2 separate regions of the Homo sapiens genome follow, and region 1 is linked to region 2. The links are chromatin loops, found by intact Hi-C in ENCODE. Cell type or tissue: Caco-2. All regions are shown on one strand. Each heading gives the region's core, and the rest is flanking DNA. Links, peaks and the distances in the headings are about the cores only. Region 1 overlaps GPR180 (G protein-coupled receptor 180). Region 2 holds the start of TRF-GAA1-5 (tRNA-Phe (anticodon GAA) 1-5).

The links. Hi-C counts contacts between places; a loop is a spot of excess contacts. Peaks named below come from ENCODE experiments on the same cell type or tissue, not always from the same donor. Only the 100,000 strongest peaks of a DNase experiment are listed, where the experiment ranks them.
Region 1: a loop joins it to region 2, with 5 times the contacts of the local background. A loop is called at or near these places in 37 of 110 quality-filtered maps.

What each region holds. Positions count from the first base shown.
Region 1 is chr13:94,613,377-94,623,437 of GRCh38, reverse strand. GPR180 (G protein-coupled receptor 180) reads right to left here. Exons shown (of 9, transcript NM_180989.6): 4 at 4,108-4,288; 5 at 3,921-3,970; 6 at 2,203-2,360; 7 at 138-329. Among named protein-coding and RNA genes, the nearest start is that of GPR180, 17 kb to the right of the region's middle. In Caco-2, for the core only: CTCF peaks have their summits at 2,948, 5,637 and 5,837; a DNase peak (open chromatin) is centred at 2,957.
Region 2 is chr13:94,544,008-94,554,068 of GRCh38, reverse strand. It overlaps TRF-GAA1-5 (tRNA-Phe (anticodon GAA) 1-5), which reads left to right and starts at 4,347; the gene lies at 4,347-4,419. LOC124903191 (a long non-coding RNA gene) reads right to left here and starts at 5,321. Exons shown (of 2, transcript XR_007063836.1): 1 at 3,758-5,321; 2 at 902-1,971. It also overlaps a transcript of DCT not described here. RefSeq lists enhancers at 3,809-3,988, 3,527-4,026 and a silencer at 4,559-4,788. In Caco-2, for the core only: no CTCF peak of the experiment used is centred there; DNase peaks (open chromatin) are centred at 3,938, 4,328 and 4,578; H3K4me3 peaks cover 2,170 bases.

The sequences.
Region 1 (10,061 bases), core at 1,190-9,189, 70 kb before region 2:
CTGGGATTATAGGAGTGAGCCACTGTGCCCAACCCAGAAGTTTAATAAAAGTTAGCATGTAGTTGTTTATTAACTTCCCAAAGAAACCAGAACCAAGTGGATAATCAGAATAAACGATTTTCTTTCCAAACCCATACTTTGGCAAATGTGATGTAGAACTCCCTTTTGAGTGTACTTCTCTCCACTGTGATGATCTGATAGAGTCCACAGCCTAATGACAATGCTAGGCAAATTCTTAGAACAATTAGGAGGATCCCTGCTAAGTTGTGGTGTGAATGGTAGCTATGATGACTGATATCTTCAAACTGTTCCCAAAGTAGCAAAACACTCTGCAAAAGAAAAACAATATTACATTTAGGAAAAAAAAATATACCTCATTACAATATTTTTTTCAACTCTTTAATAAACATCCCTTTAAATGTTATATAAACATTCCTATCAGACCATAGAGGTTGTTAATTAATAAAGTACAGTCTTTTCATCACTCTAATACCCTAAGCTAGACAAAATGAATTTTTATCAAGTGAGACCACAGTTAAGAGATTTTTAAAAAATTCTATTGCTGCCGGGCACAGTGGCTCAGGCCTGTAATCCCAGCACTTTGGGAGGCCAAGGTGGGTGGATCACCTGAGGTCAGGAGTTCGAGACCAGCCTGGCCAACATGGTGAAACCCCACCTCTACTAAAAATACAAAAAATTAGCTGGGTGTGGTGGCGGGCACCTGTAATCTCAGCTACTTGGGAGGCTGAGGTAGGAGAATCACTTGAACCCAGGAGGTGGAGGTTCCTGATTTCTTAACCAACATTTCTGAACTTCACTTTTGCAATACAGAAGTGCTACCACAGAGCTACCACAGCCCATGGTTCATATTTTTACATATTCAAACTTCCCTGTTTTCATATACATATGCTAATATGTGATCTGTATAAAATACGTATGTATTTGTATAGTCTCTGACTGCCTGTCTGATCTGCCTTGTCTGGCTTGTTGAAGATCAGAGCTATATTTAATGTATTCTTCATAAATGTTCATATAAACTCTAGTGTAATATTATCTCAGTTCTCAATTCATATTTGTCTATGACAATAAATTAAAATTACAATGAAATAATAAAAATGAAATTTTTAAAAAGAAATAAAAAGTGAGAATTTAACCTGACATTGACACTACTCTCCATAAGTCCTGGCTCAAAAACATTAAGTTGGTAGAATCTCAACCTTATTTTAATCAATTCTTCTAATTCAATTATTTCTCATCATCCCCTTTCCTGGCACTACCTCCTTTCTAAATATCACCACCTGTGATATGGTCTCTCTCAAATCATTCATGTAAATTCAATACTCCTATTCCACTCAAAACCTACTATATTAAATACTAGGGATAGAAAGATGAATAAAGCACTGACCCCATCCTTCATTAATACATTTTTCAATTTATTTAATGCATTAAACTTACATTATAATGTCCTCTACAGAGCCTAAGTATATAATTCATTTTCATCTATAGCTAATGCTCATCAAAAACTCAGTACAAATTTTTTTCTTTATAACCTTTCTTCTTAATTTTTACAAATCCATTGAACATAGGCATATGGGTATCTTAGAATGTCAATACTATTAATATAGAGGAAAATAAAAAAAAAGGCATGCAGGACCTTTATAAAAGACTAGTTTTGTTTTTACATTTGCTTTCAAAAACAAGATCCCATTCTTTTTTAGTCTATATTTTGCCCTTTAATTAATCTTAGATAATCACCTGAATTCTTTTACGTACAAAGCAGCCAATCCTAAAGATTCTTGACAATGGATAAATCTCAAATTCATGGAATCACTCATTCAGTGTTAAGTACTTACCATGTGCTAGAGAAATATGAAAGAAAGCTATTATTAAGTAGGAAATAAGACTCTAACCTAGTATTAAACATACTGTGCTTAAATAAGCTGATAGGAGCTCAAATTCAGGTAAATTATAATTAAATTCTGCAGTCTACATATAGTAGCATCCAGATAATTAAGATTATTTGATCTAACACTCTTTAAATTCATACTTTAAATGACACAAATTGTAGAAGCTCAGAAATTTCAAGAAAAAAAAAATGACACAAATTCCTTATGGGTCCCAGGTTTCAATTCTGAAATGAGGTATGCTCAAGTTTGCATTTCTGAGGATTACTAAGCAGAAACACTGAGTATCAATACCCACCTGTGTCATGACAATGAATACTGCAATGCCAGTGGATGCAGGCGTAGAATCCCACTGGAGAGGTCTGCTTTGAGACTTCTTCATTCTGACTATTGTCCAACCCATGCATAGACTCAAAAGTAAGTATAACATCTGAATTTGGGAAGCGATGTCAAAAACTAATGGGACATGAAAACCAACGTCAACCAAGTTTTCACAATATAAAAAATTTAGTGCTTTTTGCATTGAGAACATCTTTTTTTTTTTTTAAGAAAAACCACAAAAAGCCATTTTCAAAGAGAAGCTAACGAAATTCATTAAGAGATATTCGCAGGTAATAATTCTAAAGATTTAAAAATTGCCATAAATTTTGTAATATATTTATTAAAATAGTTAAAACAGCAGCAATACTATTTAAAAATACATATATATGCCCATACCATATGTCCATTAAGTCCAACCTTAACTCTTTTCGTTTCCCATTTTTCTTAGCTTTTCTAACTACATAATCCTGTTCTCTATAACTCACTGCTTATTAAAGCAAATTCTAAATACGATTTCTGCAATATGGAGAATACTAGTACCTTCATTTCTGGGTGAATTTTTTTTGATGGCTGAACTATAATGTGAAGAGTATTTTCTAAAACTATTAACAAGAAACAATACAATGAAATGCATAGCTCCCATAACATCCAAACATTGGCTTTACTTTCAGAATCCTGAAGACAAATGAGAAGCTCCATGCATTAGTGTGATGTGCCACCAGGTGGCCATCACCTACACTGCAGGGGAAGCCTGCTACTTCAAACAGAAAAGATGTATCAAAACCACCTGTATCCAGGTTAACACTACAAGAAAACAACAGAAATCTATAAATGCTTCAAGTTTCATATATATATTTATTTTATGAGGTAGCATTTAATGATTTTTAAGAAAACTTATCACTTTTCTTCACAGCATATTTTGATGTGAGTTTTAGGCTTTGGGTCAGAAATAGAAAAGAGTCAGTTATAACAGAGAGTGGAATTATAATAGGAAGAAAAACTTCAGCTTTGAGGTAAGAAAATTTAGGTCTGAGTCTAGTCTCTACCACTCAATAGCTGACTGACATGTGGAAGTATGTTTCACATCACTGAGCCCAGATCCTTTATCTGCAAAATAAGGATATGCAGACCCCTTTTCTATTGAGGATAAGATGAGAGAATGTATATAAATATACCTAAAAACAATGAAAAGGCAGAGTGTGGAGACTCATGCCTGTAATTCCAGGACTTTGGGAGGCCAGGGTGGGTGGATCCCTCAAGCCCAAGAGTATAAGGCCAGCCTGGGCAACATAGTGAGACCCCATCTACAGAAAAGGAAATTTAAAAATCAGCCAGGCATGATGGTATGTGCCTGTAATCCCAGCTACTGGGAAGGCCTGAGGCAGGAGGATCACCTGAGCCTAGGAGTTTGAGGCTGCAGTGAGCCGTGACTGTGCCACTGCACTCCAGCCTGGGCTACGGAGTAAGAACCCTGTCTCAAACAAACAAACAAAAAAACAACGAGGAGCTGTACACATTACCTATTATTAAGAAGAAACTAAGTAAGACATATGGGAACTTAAACTGTAATCCTGTTCTCAGTCAAGCTGATTTCTAAACAATTTTCGACAGAAAATTTATACTATGACAAGAAATAAAAAAAAAGCAGATAGCGAGTGTAAAAGCTTTTTAAAAAATGCTCAGAAAGATACTCACATTCTGCCAAACTTCCCATAAATGGTACCCCTATTCCATCTTTGGAGTAACTGAGGAATTGAAGAAGAGTAGTGTAAATTACAAATGTGAAAAAAATTGTTTATAATCAAAGCAAGCATAATTTTGGTGGACTAATTAGGATTAATTAGATGTAATGATGAACACAGTTTTAGTGGTTTTGAGTTACCTGGAGAAATGAATGTAATTAGCTAAAGCTGAACCAGCTTGTAACAGCAATGCAGTTGTCAGAACCTTTAAAATCATGTGCATGGGTCCGCCTTTCTTAATAGCCTGCCACAATGATTGAGCATAAATGCAAGCAATCACAAAGTACACTAGGACTAGGAGGAAAAAGAACTCATGTAACCCTGTGAAGAGAAGAAAGGGAGTTTGCTTCAGTAAAACAAAGCCAGTTATCGTATTGGGCTGCTTTCAAATCTCCCTGTCAATATATTTCTAGAACTTGTTTTTTAACTGGAGTCATAGCATTCACCTTTGTAAGAGAAAAAAAATTATTAAAACTTAAACAATTTTGTACCTTGGGGCAAAATTTTAACTACAAGAAAGCAGATTAAACCAAACTAGTTAAGGTCAATCTGTAAGAAAGCATAATGGTCAGGGGAACCCAAAGACTCATCATAAAATCACAGTTTTGTTTGAAAACAGTAAATGAAAATAATGATTTCAGCATTCAGTTAGATATACATTTTACCCCCAAAGTGAATTTCTTTTGTAAAAAGTTTAGAAATAGATTACCTCAGTCAATAACAGTTTAATATGCCCTGACAATGCATCTCAAAGTGTGTTCTCTTGCCCAGCAGCATCACCAGGGAATTTGTTATAAACGCAAATTCTTGAGTGCCATCCAGTTTTTGATCTATTGAATCAGAAACTCTGAGTAGAGCCCAGTAATCTGTGCTTTAGTAAGCCCTAAGCATGATTCTGATATAGCTAACACATGAGGACCACAGCTCTGGAATGTCCCAATACCTTGAATTTCCATTTGGACAAACCTTCAAAATATCTGTCATGTCCAGAGATATCTTCTGAGATAAACTGTCTGCAGCTCTTGCCAAAAAAAAAAAAAAAAAAAAAAATCCTGTGCTGATCATGCGACTCCATGCCAGGATTGGCTGAAAATTGTCTAACACCTAACCAAATGGCTACCAATGCAAGGGGCCAACAACGTAACAATTCTGAAAGCTAAGTTAGGCTAATCATCTTCTCTTAGTAGATCAAACTATAAAGCAGAAAGGAAAGAGGCCATAGAAATTGAAGTTGAAAGGAGCTGATGTTGGGACAGGCCAGACGAATCAAACTGAGCCATGATAAAAACCAAAGTTTTGAGGGAGTAGAAATTACAAGTGAGGAAAGACAGATGGCTGGCAAAGAACAAAGAATGTGCAGACTTTGTATTAAAAATGGAACCAGTCATTAGAGCAGCCTCTAGTGCCTACTAGCAGCTTTTTAGTACAGTCTTCATGTAACCTTATTATGTCACTTTTTCTGTGTTCACGTGCAATCTTTTGACTGAGTCTCCATTTTTCAGAAATTTCAGAAAATTTTTATAATAAAGCAGCAGGCTAGCTTTCAGTTTAACAGCTAACATTTACTTGCTTACATGTCAAGACAGTCCCTAATATTAAGGCTTTTACATTCTATCTAACACCAGACTGCTCTAACAGTGGTGTGAATAGAGCTGTCTTAATTGAGTCTATGGATGAACTTTCATTCCAATAGCGAACACCAAGCCTGCTCTAGTTTCCCATTCGGGTAAACTCCAATTAACAGTCAGAGAAGAAAATATTTCTATTATGTGGAAAATAATTTTGTAAAAGCAATCAGAAGACACAAATTATAAGAATCAATAAATAGCTCAATCAGGCTTTTGGCCTCGTTAGGGGGAAAAAAGCAGCAAAAAGTATTTCTGCCACTGGGTGTCTCTCCTGCTCTATGAATATAAATGTGGACAGTTAACTTTTCTAGTGCAGGTGAAAAAGCATGTTTAGACTTCAGGAAGGGAAAAGAAAGAACATATTTTCTTTTTAAACACCTTACATAGAAAAGCATTCCAGCCTTAGAAATAATGGCAACATAATCCTGGGATTATTATAGTACCGGAACAAGACAGAAAATAAAAATGCTAAATATATTATAACAACTGTGGGTCAGTAAAGTTCCTTATGCTATCCTGTGTTTTGAATCTTAGTTTTTATCTTTCCTTCTTAGTATTAAAAAATTAAACATGGCATTCAATTTAAAGTTTTATTTATTTATAATATTTTACAGAATATCTTTAAAGTTTCTGACTTACAGGATAAAGTTTCTGACTCCATGAAGTTACAACTCTACCATGAAAAGAAAATCCTCAGGTTATTTACTGAGGAATGAGAATAATATAGAAGGAAGGGACTCTGGAAAATAAGATATATGTCACCAGCAAAAAATGTCTTAGGATTATTCAAAGTTAATAATCTTCCAGAAAAAGCTAACATTATAACGAACACAAAAATTATTTCATTGACATAACATATTAAACAAATTGAACTGGGTCTGTCCCACACTTTATTCACTGAATTTTAGATGATTCTTCCCTTAAAACTGTACATAAAATGCTTAAAAGATAAAATGCTAGCTCTGCACTCAGTGTTCTTTTAAACAAATCATCTCTTTAAAAAAGTCTGTTTTCTTCCTCTCTTCAGCTACCAATTTTTTGTTTTGCCACAAGCAAAAATTGTTTGTTCACTTTGAAATTAAACTCAATTTGTGTTCACTTTGTTCACTTTGAAATTAAAATCTAATTTTAAAACAGGTGGATACTAATTGTTAAATCTTATTATACTTAAGACTTAATAATACACATGAAAAAAGTATACACTGAAGAAGAAAAATACTCTTAATGAGCATACAACAGGTGGTGAACACTTGTAAGGAAATGTGTAAGGTTTAAGGCAAGCTTAAAGGAAGCAGCATTGGCAAAATAAAGTAGCAAGAAAACTTAGAGGCCAGCTTCAATAAATTTAGCCCCAGCTAAATGATGGTAAATGAGAAAGGAGGAGAGCCTAAGGGGAAAGGGTCCTTGGGTTCTGGGGCAGCACCTGGAACAGACATTCCCGCCTCCCCATGATCCTTGTCTCAGAGCCCCAGTGGTCTCCCACACTCACGTGTCTCAAGATATATCCTGATTAGTCTAAATCAATCAGAAATTCCCATACTCTTACCAGTAGGAGGTAAACCTAACCCTTTTGACATATTTGTCTACTTTTATCTTCTTTCTTTCATGTCAACTTACATTTCTCTTATGATGCTATGACCCAGTTCTGAAAAAGGAAATGTGATAGGAAGCTTCTGGGAAAGACTTCCTTCCTCCTAAAAAGTGATACTGAATATTGCAATCATCTAGACATGATGCTCAGAACTGCCACAGCTAACTTTGAACTTGAGGCAGCTAGCTTAAGAACAACACTGATAGTCTGAGGATAGCAGGGTAGAGAGATGCTAAATAAACCACCCTGGAGAAGCCGCAAAACTTCTTGTTATGTAAGATAATTCATTTCATTACAGTCTACACCACTTGCATTAGGGTTTTCTGTTACTTTAAGCCAAAAACATTCCAACATGTTACCAGCAACACATTACTGAAGCTAAATGGAAGATCCAACCCATTGTCTTTTGGGACATGGAGGAAAAAAGGGATAACACTAAAGAATGAACATAGCTGCTAGAATTTTAAAAACAGTGAGATGGCAGATGTGGCAGAGCCTGTAGTATTATTCCAGTGAAAACCAGTCTATATGCGCCTTTAGGTAATAACACTCTCAGGATTCTGGGTACTTCTTGGTCTCTAATTAGAGTACAAATACAGTTAACAAGGATTCTAATCTTTTAAAGAAGCAGTTTTATTTCATTGTACCTTAAAATATTATAATCCTATTTAGTACTTTGTCAATCGGCATCACACTTGCCTGACTTTGTTTAATCTAGACCAACTCTGTAAAATAGAGGATTAACCAAAGTCTGGTAGATATAAAATACATAATTGGTTTGAAAGAAAACAAATTATGAAATTTAACCAGAATAACCTGTAACATTAATTGCAACTATCTGCACCAGGTTACTCTAATTCAAACCTCTGAGACATGTGGTAATAGTCAATTTTCTGTAAAAAGCATAGCAAATCAATTTTTCCTACTTGTAGCAGATAATTAGGCAAACTAGCAGAAGTTTCTAAAATGAATTGAACATTTTCCCTGTAAACAAATTCCATACCTGAGGCTACAAAGTAGGAAGAATCCCTCTTAAGGCTGTATTTTAAAACACATTACTAAAACAATGTGAAATATGGACTTTTAGATCAGCGGTTCTGTACATAAGAATCAACTTTAGAGCTTTAACTGGCTTCCACTCCAAACCAAATCTATCTGAGTCTCTGGGTGTGAATATCTGAATTTTTGTTTTAACCCTCATAACCTTAAACCAGATGCATACAGTGATGGGTTAAGAACCACTCATTGATACTTCAATGTAGAGTTATTCACAAAAGCTTTTAAGCATTTTAATCAATAAAATGATGTGATGTTTAGAGGAAGCCACATAACAAGGCTGGACGCTTTTGGATACTTCTGGCACTTTCTAATGATTAATCCCCGAAGGTAAGCCTTGCATAGAATGTCATGCTTAATGAAAATACATACGATTATAGTGAGGTTTTGCCCCTTGTTTAAACATTGTTGCTGACATACTCAATGTAACTTCCCCATTGTAGTATAAGAAAGACAGCTTTTAGACACAAGAGTAAGCATAAAATCAAAATCAGTCACAAAAATCAGGAAAAGGTAGGTCAGAAGGAGACAAAACTAAGAACTGAATCATAACGGTTAGTATGCATCATAAAGAAAAGCTAGCCACAACTCAAGATGTTGAGGAAAACACTGGAAGACATAGGCAAGGTTCAGGACAAGGCAAGGTATGACTGGGATTCAGAGGTCCAAGCATGGCACAGGGCACAAATGTGATCACTTTATAGCCTGGGATAAAAGTTTACATGCCAAATTGGTGATGAAGAAAAAGACCAAAAATGGAAGCCTGGATAAGGAGGCAAGTAAAAGCATATCAGGATCCAGAAAAGTCTCATGGATCTACTCAATACATAAAACCACCTTTTGAGCCAAAGGACTACAGCCTGGAAGGCAGGAGAGGAAGTGCTAATTGATCTGTACTCCACTAGAGGCAGCAGGGTTTGCACATGCAACAACTGCAGCAGAACATTACTTCCTAGTGAGCCTTGACCAGTCCTAAAAATAAGGGTCATATGAAATAATGAAGTCTTACAGTTAAAAAGGACCTGAAGGCTGTGTGCGGTGGCTCACGCCTGTAATCCCAGCACTTTGGGAGACCAAGGCAGGCAGATCACCTGAGGTCAGGAGTTCTGGCCAACATGGTGGAACCTCGTCTCTACTAAAAATACAAAAATTAGCCAGGTGTAGTGGTGGGTGCCTGTAGTCCCAGCTACTCAGGAGGCTGAGGCGGGAGAATTGCTTGAACCCGGGAGGCAGAGGTTGCGGTGGGCCGAGACTGCACCATTGCACTCCAGGCTGGGCGACAGGGCAAGCCTCTGTCTCAAAAAATAAAATTAAAAAAAAAAAAAAAAGGACCTGAGGAGCAATTTAGTCCAACCATCCATTCAATGCTCTTAGTAGACCTGGGTTCCATCAATGCCTTTCCAAAATACAGAAAAAAGTTGGCATCTTTAAAAAGATTAAGGAAATGAAAGGACTAAATTAACTTCCAATAATGATCTATACTAGTCGAAAGTATCATTAATGAAATTTAACCTTTACATTCATCTGCATTCAGAAACAATTTGAGTAGCTTACACTATTTCATTTCTTTCACAGAAAGAACTTCAAATTAACCACTTTAAAACATTTAGGGCCAAGTGCAGCGGCTCACGCCTGTAATCCCAACACCTTGGGAGGCCAAGGTGGGAGGATTGCTTGAACCCAGTAGTTTGAGACAACCTGGGCAACATAGCGAGACCCCGTCTCTAAAAAATAAAAATAAAAAAAATTAGCACACCATTCTATCACTAGATATATGTTTTTTCCAAACAAAGGATATTTTTAAAAAGTTTATCCCTTA
Region 2 (10,061 bases), core at 1,337-9,336:
CAGCTTTTCTTTGCTTTCGTGACCTTAACAGTTTTGAATAATACAGGCCATTTATTTACTAGGATGACCTTTACTTGGGGTTTGTATAATGCTGCTCCATGATTAAAGTTAGGTTCTGCTTCCCTGCCTGGAGCACTGTGTGTGTTGTGTCTTTTACAGGGCATCACAATAGAAGGCATGTGATGACCGAATGTCCTACATTGGTGATGCTAATTTTGATGACCGGATCATGGCATTGTCCGTTTTCTCCACTGTGCAGTTTAAGCAATCTGTGGAGAAATACTTTGAGGCCATGCAATGATCCTGCTCCTCGTTTAACTGTCCCCCCTTAGACTTAACATCCATTGATGATTCTTGACTGAATCAATCTTTACTATGATGTTTGGAAAATGGTGATATCCCGTGCTACCACTACCTCCAAATTTGTCAGTCTGCACACTTCATTCAGCTATAAGAATCCTCAATTCCTCCCCTGCATCCACCACACAATTATTGTACTAAAGGACTTTTATTTTATTCAAAGGGTAAATAATCCATTAATATTCTTATTTATTTTGATGCTCAGATTGTCCCAGTTTTGGCCAGTAGGAGCCCCTTCAAACTGGTTCCTAGGTCCTTTTGACATACCCCCATCATTTTTAAAATACTTTAAAGAAATATTGATTAAAATCAGAGGCCCCCAAAAATGTGTGTGTGTGTGTGCATGTGTGTGTGTGTGTATGCATGTGCACTGCAGAATCCCAAGGAGCAAACTGAAGGAGAGATTAATTAACAGCCATTTAAATTTTTATCAGAAGTGGGGCACAGTTGTGTGTGTCTGTAATCCCAGCTACCTGGGAAGATCCCTTGAGCCCAGGAGTTCGAGACCAGCCTGGGCAATAAATGGAGCAAGACTCCCATCTCAAAACAAACAAAAAAACCCACAAAAATTTATTAGCTGTTATAACTATATGCAACATACTCTCTTCAGTTTTATTATTCTCAGATCTGCTAGTTAGTTCTCGTAATTAGCTGGTTTTTTTAATCATAGGTAATTAGACTGGAGTTGGCCAAAATCCGCGAGCTCATTTGGAAAACAGGACTGCAGCTTACACAGTTTCTTTCCAACACAGAGTCTTCTTCAACATCTTTATCCTCATTTTGAATGCCAACTTCTTTATCACCTGTCTCTTCTTACTATGATGTGTGTGCACAGATTTTCACTTCACTTTATTTAGCCTGTGGCGCTTGGTCTCCTTGGATGTTCTGACAGTTCTTCTTTGCGCTGCAATCTTGCTGAGTAAAGCAAGGTTTTTCCCAAACTCATAATAATTGTTTTTCGCTTTCTCTGTTCACAGGCAGCTCTTACTGTCTCAGTAATTTTTTCCAATGCCCCCAGGCCAAAAGAAATGCCGAACAATTCCTTTTATTAAGTACTCAGGTCCAAATAACTTAATAAGGATTTATGTCCAACAACTTCGTAGCCACTTGAAAAAAATTATACATATAAATTGAAAGAAAAGTTACACTTTTATTTCATTCTTTTTTTTTTTTTCAAGGGCAGCCTCCCAAGCCAGAGTAGGCTCAGAGACTCCCTAATTTCATTCTCACCACAGTTAACTTACTGGTGGGATGTGTGTATCCTGGACAGTGTACAATTTCTCAAGCTTGGAAACAGATTGGACATCTCAACCCTAATTTCATATTCCCCATTGATTCATGGGTACTTTTTATCATGCTGAAAGAGATGACATCACTGATAGAAATGTAATCTCTTGCCAAAACAATGAACTACTGGGTAGTTTGCATAGCGTCCCACAGATGCCAAGCATCGCTGTGTTTCTCTCAAAAATGTGAAATATTCTTCAGTGCCCCAGGTGGCTGCAGTTTCGGGACCGTGGCACTAAGTCCCAGAAACTTTCGGTCTCCTTTGTAAAACAGCAACAATAAATATTGGGTTGATGTTGAAGATCTTTTCACTAACAGGAAAACCTAGGGAGAAACCCGGAGAGCATCAAGCTGAGGCTTTCACAAAGTTAATAAAGTAGGTGATCACATTGTTTATTTATCTTCCAGTCATTCCAAAACACTTCTAACTGTTTTTTGTTGTTGTTGTTTTGTTTTGAGACAGAAAGTCTCGCTCGGTCACCCAGGCTGGAGTGCAGTGGCACAATCTCCGCTCACTGCAACCTCCGCCTCCCAGGTTCAATTGATTCTCCTGCCTCAGCCTCCCGAGTAGCTGGGATTACAGGTGCACGCCACCATGCCCGGCTAATTTTTGTATTTTTAGTAGAGATGGAATTTCACCATGTTAACCAGGCTGGTCTTGAACTCCTAACGTCAAGTGATCCACCTGCCTTGGCCTCCCAAAGTGCTGGGATTACAGGCATGAGCCACCGCGTCCAGCCTTACTTTTAACTGTTTAACAGTGAAGAGGCTACTACCATGGAGAGTTCCGGGACAACATATATAAACAAGGACTTTCCTGGATACCCAGCTTATCCAAGACATCTCTCACAACACTTACTTTCTAAAATCAACTTTTACTAAACAAATGATCACTATGACAATGTAGTGTCTATTATCTCACAATTTGCCAAGGGTTCTCATCGCATTAAATCACAAAGCAATGTTTCTTGGTTGCACTCTTCCTTCTCCTCTCTCTCTTATCCTGTTCCTCCATTTTCCATTAGATCCTGCTTGGACCTTTGCTACCCATCCCCACCCCCAGCCTAAATCCCATCAAAACTTACCTGCCACTTTCCTAGTTACCTAGGATTTCATTTCCCAGGTGACAATGCACGAAGCAGCTGGTTTGCAGGTGTGACTACGAGACCAAGAAAGAGAGACACTAACACCATGTCCCAGCCCGTACATGTGTTATCCCATCACTCTCTAACATATATTTTGAGACTTCCCAGATTTGATTTTTAACCTAAAGACACAACTTTTGTAAAATTTAAGAAGCTGAGCTATCTCATGATTGAATCCAGTAAGGAACAGCCGGCCAGCAGCCCAAGAGTTGTTGAAAATAATTCGTCTTGCCTGCAGTGTTTTGAGGAGAATGGGAAAGGTAGCTACATTCATAACATACATGAAAGCCTGTTAAAGGTCTCTTTCCCCATCTCTTTTTAGATGTACGATCCTCACAGGGTGGCTGCCCAAAATTTCTCCCTCTTCCACTCCAAGCTCCCCAAACCCTTCTCTGAACTCTGCCCAGCCCCAAGCTCTCTTTGGTCTCTCTCTCATCCTTAGCTGCTGACTTCTGTTAAATCTCAAGCTCTTTGGTTTCTTTGGATTTAAAAGGCAGCTATGCTAACCACTATACCATCAACGCCTCGGCTCTTTTTTGGATTTGGCACAATAAAGGAACCCAGAAAGAAACTCTCTTTCTTATAAGGGAGGAGGCTTGGCGGAGAAAATAGAGATTGCAAAAATTTCTAATTTTGTATTTTTTTCTCTTTCGCATTTGAAGTCAGCCATCCATCCATCCATCCAACCATCCATCCATCCATCCAACCATCCATCCATCCATCCTATCCATCCATCCGTCCAAATTGGCTGCGAAGTTTCCACTTAAATGCAAAGCTCTAAAGAGCCGGGTAAGATCCCTGCCTTGACAGATTACAATTTAATTGGCGACAAAAATTAAAAAATGGAAAAAGTAAGACGTTTGGGAAGTAAAGAATGAGCCTGGCACGTAGTGGGTGCTTCGGAAACATTTGTTGACTCGTGTGGGAAATAGCATTGACTGAATAATCATCGTTAGTGAGCTCACCCAGCATTTATTTGCCAGTCAGGCTCCATGCAAAGAGGTGATGATTAAGGTGGACATTTCCCGGGCCCGGAGCACGGAGAGGCTGCAAACTCCTCTCCAGAGGCCAGTCTGACGATTCCTGCCCCGTACACTCCTTCATCCAATCGTATTGGGCCTACACGGCTCCTCACCTGGGGCCTGGAACTTTTCGGGGAGCAAGGTGACGAATGTGGATAGTCACAGGCAGGGGCAGATCGAAGGGAAGGGGCTACCAGGCCTGGGCAGGAGCTCCCCGAGGCGACCCCGCTGCTTCGGATCTCGCGGGGACCGGCCCTGGGAGGACGGAACCAGCATCCCGAGGAGCCGCCATCGGGGGCCTGGACCCAGCTCCTGGACCGTGCGGGCTGCGCGCGCCGAGAGCAATCTAAGAAAGTAAGGCGCGTGTGCAGCGCCCAGTGGCAGCGTAGAAGGAGGGAGGTGGAAGAATTCCGACGACACCGTTTAACAGGACAAGGAAGAAATGCTGTACATGATCACCAGGAAAAGACAAGCAAGCCAGTTGGACGCAAAGCGCTCAGTGATAGTTTACTCAGGAGACAACCCAGAACGTGCCGAAATAGCTCAGTTGGGAGAGCGTTAGACTGAAGATCTAAAGGTCCCTGGTTCGATCCCGGGTTTCGGCAGCTACTTTTAAATTCTGACCTCAAAAACTCAAATTTTGTAAGACTCTCCGTCCACGATACCCTGGCCCATTCCTTCAAGCCCAAGCAAAAACTGAGATTTGAAGGGTGAAGGAGGAAATGAAACAGTCGTTCCTAACCACCCCCAGGAGCGAGGCCGCGCCGCATAGCCCTTCTGGGCCGTCTCCTGGCGGGGCTAGAAGAAGCTGCCGCGCGTGCGCGCCACGGAGCCTGGTGCTGGGACCCAGAGGCACCCTCGGCGCCGGAAGACGCGAACGACCCGGGCCGCGGTGGCGAGACGGGGCCGCGCGCCGCCTGGGGGGCTGGTGTGAGACCCGAGGCTCCGATGGGAGGAGGTCTGGTCTGTCCACGGGGCCAGCAAAACACCTTCATCCCAATTTCATCGCATTCCTTCTAAGTATCCGAATTTGAAGAAAAAGCAAAACTGTTGAGTGGTCAGATGGCCCCCACCTGGCGTTGCCGGTGAGCGGAACCCAGTGCTGGTTATTTCTGGCTAGAGGCGCACCGAGGCCGGCCCTGGGTCTGGCCCTGGGGTGGCGCCACCAGGTTACTTGCCCACCGGTGAAGGATGGCAGCTTTACAGCTCCCCGACGCATCAGACTAAAGAACGTTGGCCAGGGTCTGCACCGGTGGTTCTCAAAGTACAGTCCCCAGATCCGCAGCATCAGCACCGCCTGAGAACTACTTAGAAATGCACATTCTCGGCCCTGGATAGGCAGCTCTGGCAGTGGGGCCTAGCAGCGGGTGTTTAAACAAGCCACGGGTCTAGACGTTCCTTTCTGTTTCTAAAAGAGGCCTTGCTTTCCTAAGACAGTTGCTGTGAACCAGCTTTTTCCTTTTGCTGTCTTGCCCCTGCAAGTGTGAAATAGAACTTTGACCCGTGCTCGAAATTACTTTCTGAGATTTTTTTTTGTTTTCACGTGTGGGTGGACGTGGGTACTCAGGGGCATCAGCTTCCCAGCTACCTGTGGGAGCCCACCCCAAGGCCAAACTGGGTGTCCTAGAAAGAAAATGGAGGCCCAGGCACCTGATGTTATCTTGTATGGCTGGTGGGAACTGAGCCAGGACCCAAGGGGAGAAGTTGCAGGGATGTAGATCTAAATTTTAAAAATAAGAAATATCTATCTATTTGTGTCGTAGGAAAATAGAATAGTCAGTTTAGTGAGGTGGCGGGTTGCTGGACAGCAGATGAAGGACCATTGTGAGATGTATGCTTAGGTCTTGCTTGTTTTCTGGTTCTGCTGTTTTGAGGGGGAAGGGAAACTCATATTTATGAACTACTGTGTGTTCTCTCTTATTCATTCATTCTCTAATTGGACATTAATTCCTAACCTCCCACTACGAGCCAGCATTATTTGCTCTTCATAACAACCTTATGAAGTACATATTATTATCCCCATTTTATACATAACAGCCTTTCCAGGGTTGCAAGAATTAAGCATAAGCTATGTCTGTTAGACAGCTAACATTGCTACCTCCTAAATGTTACTGTAAGTGAAAAGCTGTTGAGATGTGTAGTCAAGACAGGTGTGCATAAACATACAGGTACTTGTATGAGGGAAATAAAAGTTTTTGTCTGGCTCACCAGAAAAGGCTCTATGGAGCAGTGGGTCCTCACCCAGAGAAGATATATATATATATATATATTTTTTTTTTTTTTTTTTTTTTTGAGACGGAGTTTCACTCTGACGCCCAGGCTGGAGTGCAGTGGTGTCCCAGGTTCAAGGGAGTGTCCTGCCTCAGCCTCTCGAGTTGCTGGGATTACAGGCACCCGCCACCATGCCCGGCTAATTTCTGCATTTTTTGTAGAGATGGGTTTTTGCTATGTTGGCCAGGCTGGTCTTGAACTTCTGACCTCAAGTAATCCACCCGCCTTGGCCTCCCAAAGTGCTGGGATTACAGGCATGAGCTAGTGTGCCCAGCCAAGATTTCTTAGGTATGGAAAGATTTAACAGGAGTGCCACCAGCTATCACATTTCTAAAGAGTAGGGAAAGGATGCAGGTTCTGGGGTGATAGTGACTTTCATTTCAGACAACCTGAGGTCTGAGCACTCTGCCCAAGGTAATGTTAGTGATGGTGAATCTATGCGGGTCTGCAGCAACCTCAATTCTTGCCTCCTCAGAAGAAAGAATTCGACTGAAGGGCATAAGGCAGAGTGAGAGATGAACACAAGTTTTACAGCGGGAGTGAAAGTTTTTAAAAAGTTTAGAGCAGGGTCAGGCACGGTGGCTCATGCCTGTAATCCCAGCACTTTGGCAGGCCGAGGTGGGCGGATCACTTGAGGTCAGAAGTTTGAGACCAGCCTGGCCAACATGGTGAAACCCCATCTCTACTAAAAATACAAAAATGAGCTGGGCGTGGTGGTACAAGCCTGTAATCCCAGCTACTCGGGAGGCTGAGGCAGGAGAATCCGTTGAACAGGGGAGGTGGAAGTTGCAGTGAGCTGAGATTATGCCACTGCGCTCCAGCCTGGGCAACAGAGTGAGACTGTCTCTTAAAAAAAAAAAGTTTAGAAGCAGGAATGAAAGGAAGTAAAGTACACTTGGAAGAGGGCTAAGCGGGCAAATTGAGAGATCAAGAGCCCTGTTTGACCTCTGACTTAGGGTTTTATACACTGGCATTTCTGGGGTCTTGCATCCCTTCTTCCCTAGTTCTTCCCTTGGGGTGGGCTGTCGCATGCACAGTGGCCTGCTAGTGCTTGGGAGGGAAGCATGCACAGTGTGTTTACTGGCGTTGTACCCATGCTCACTTGAGGCATTCTTCCTTTACCAGCTGAATGTTCCTAGAAGGTCATGTACCAGTTAAATGCTGCCATTTTGCCTCTTAGTGCGCATGCTTCAGCTTACTCGCCCAACTCCTAAGATCTTATCAGGAAACTGATGATGACCAGTTTCAGGTTTTTTCTGTTTGGAGCCTGCCTTTCCCTAGGGCTGGCTGCGACCAATTACCGTTTTAGGGAAACAGTGTAACAACCACTTGCCCACCACCTGTTGGTCTCCTGACATTCCTTGGTGGGGAGGGGGGCTCTCCTGCTGTGCTCATGCCTGACTAGCTCCCTACTGTAACAGGAAGACCAGCTACTGGCTATTGGTGTGGGTGGGGGAAGGATGGAGGCGCACACCTGGTTAGTACCAAAGATAAACCAGACACTAGGTAACGTGGTAAGGACAGATGGTAATCATAATGTACTATTGCAATAGGGAAGAGGGTCCAGCGTGAACTGAACTTTGATTTGTACAGAGGTGACTGGGCATTTTAAGGGACAATGAGGGATTAACGGAGAGGAACCAGTGGGGCTTCAGCAGAGTCAGGAAGGTGAAAACTGACAAAGGATTGACGCATGTAAATGCTGATTAGGCAGCTGTGTCTGCTAGCTGGCAATGATCAAAGTCTGGATTCTGTCCTTCCAGAGACTGGGAGACACTGGCCCTATCCTTCCTGATGATTACATTGTAAAGGAATGGTTTTTTACGTCCTTGATTGCCTTTGTAGGAGATACACAGCCATCTCAAAGGCACAGAGGAAGGAGTCACAATTGTAAGCCCTTTTTAGTAAGTACTCTAAGAAAGTGCCAGAAGCCTTTCATCAGATGGTGCATAGAATTCTTTTGTCAGTCTTGGGCTTTCTCAAGCAGGCACTCTGAGGGGGTTGAGGCCTGGTCTAGAAGGGGGCTCAGAGAGGCCTGGCTAGCATTTGGTCAAGGAGAAAATCTGTGTCATTAGAAGTGTGAGGAGGGGAGGGTGAAGGGGAAGAGTTAGGCCAGGCCTCCACCTGTTGGTTGAGAAGGCTTTTCAGGTCTTGTGACAGGGAGGAGTGATCGGGAAGCAGGTGGGCAGCATTAAAAAAATACACACACCGCTTATATATATGAAATGAAGGAAGACCACCATGTGAGAAAGCAAAGGCTGTTTATTCAGAGCTTGCTATAGCGAGGGAGTCAGCCACCATCACTGGCATTTGGGAGAGACTCAAAGGCAGGCAGGGGAGTGGGAGAGCTTTACAGCAGACACAAGGGACAGCTTCAGGTGTGCCCTGATTGGAGGCTGTTGGTCTGGGAAGCTGGAGTTAGCTAACTGGGAGCCGGCAGCCATGTGATTATTTAAGGCGCCTTTTGTGGTTGGCCTAAAGTTGGAAATGAGGACAAAAACTAGGAAAGCTGTCAGTTATTAATCAATTCCTGGTCATTTGGAATTAATTATTATAAAAGTTATTGTTTAGCTTCTCAGATTGTTATTTCCCAGACTTCTTGCAAGTCTGGCTTTAGCAGACGGGCTTGCTGGACTGTTTATTGTAGATAAGGGGCTGGTTTCCTGGGCAGGTTATGGTCACAGTTCTGTTTTTATATATGGTCTGACCATGGCCCATTTGGATCTTTGGTTTTATAATATATATTTTACCTGAAGAGGTAACATCTAAAAATGTAATCTGATCATTTTTATCATCATCATCTGAAGCGTGATGTGCTCTAATAGATGTCAAACACTGTCACTTCCCGGGAGTGAAGGCTGAGAAAGACTGAACACCAGGTATCTCCTGGGAACCCCACTGATGCCATGATCACACTTTATAACTTAGGAGGCTATGAAGGGTGAAGGGTGGGAGAATAGGGTCGCCACTTACTTTAGAGAAGGAATGCTTTCAGTGGGAAAGAACACCATCATCATTAAACATTTTTTTGTTGTTGTTTTTTTGAGACCGAGCTGCTATAATTGTTATACATAATAAAACCAGATGAGTATTTAGTAATTCATTAAGGCCTTTTGTGTCATCAATGTGTACATATATTAATGCTCATTTCATTAGTCTTGGATCATAATTCTCCTCTTTTAAATGGATGGTGGTTTATAGTTTACTTTTGTTATACTATTTGTCATATCTCAGATTTATTTGATGTTGAGTCCTTGGCCAGAAATAAAACTTCTGTGTGGATTTACTACAGATTCCAGGAATATACAGTTCCTGTACAATCATCCTTCATATATAGTGTCACAGTGGATTACTTTGTTTAACTTCCTTTTCTAATGGATCATCTTGGAGGATAGTCTGCAGTCCCTGCTTAGGCGAGGGCCCACAGACAGCCCTGCAAATAAAGCTGGACAGGCTGAGCAAGGGAACAGCTCTTCATCTCAGACGCCAAATGCACACTTTAGCTCTGTAAATTCCAGTGTTCCTATAATGAGTTGTCTTAAAGCAGGGAGCACAAATATTTTGCTATTCACTACCTAAATATTTCCTACAATGCATCTTGAGCAAACCCGCTTTCCCCACGTATTTCACTGACTCCCTAGTCCAAAGTATCAAAAATAATGAAAAATGATAGTCACCGTTTATGGAGTGTTCTCTATGTGCCGGGCATTCTGATAAGCACTTTTCATACAAAATCCCATTAAACTTGTCAATAATCCTTTGAGATAGGAGGCATAGTTGAATACAAATAAATAAAAAAAAATACATGCTACTAGGAATGCTGTTGTGAAAAATCAGCATAATTCTGAGATGTACTAAAATGAAACATGAGCTCTAAGTATAAAGTATTAGTTCTTCTTTCATACATTGCATTAATGAGATCCATAAAGAGCATTTTTTTTTTTTTTTTGAGACAGAGTCTTGCTCTGTCGCCCAG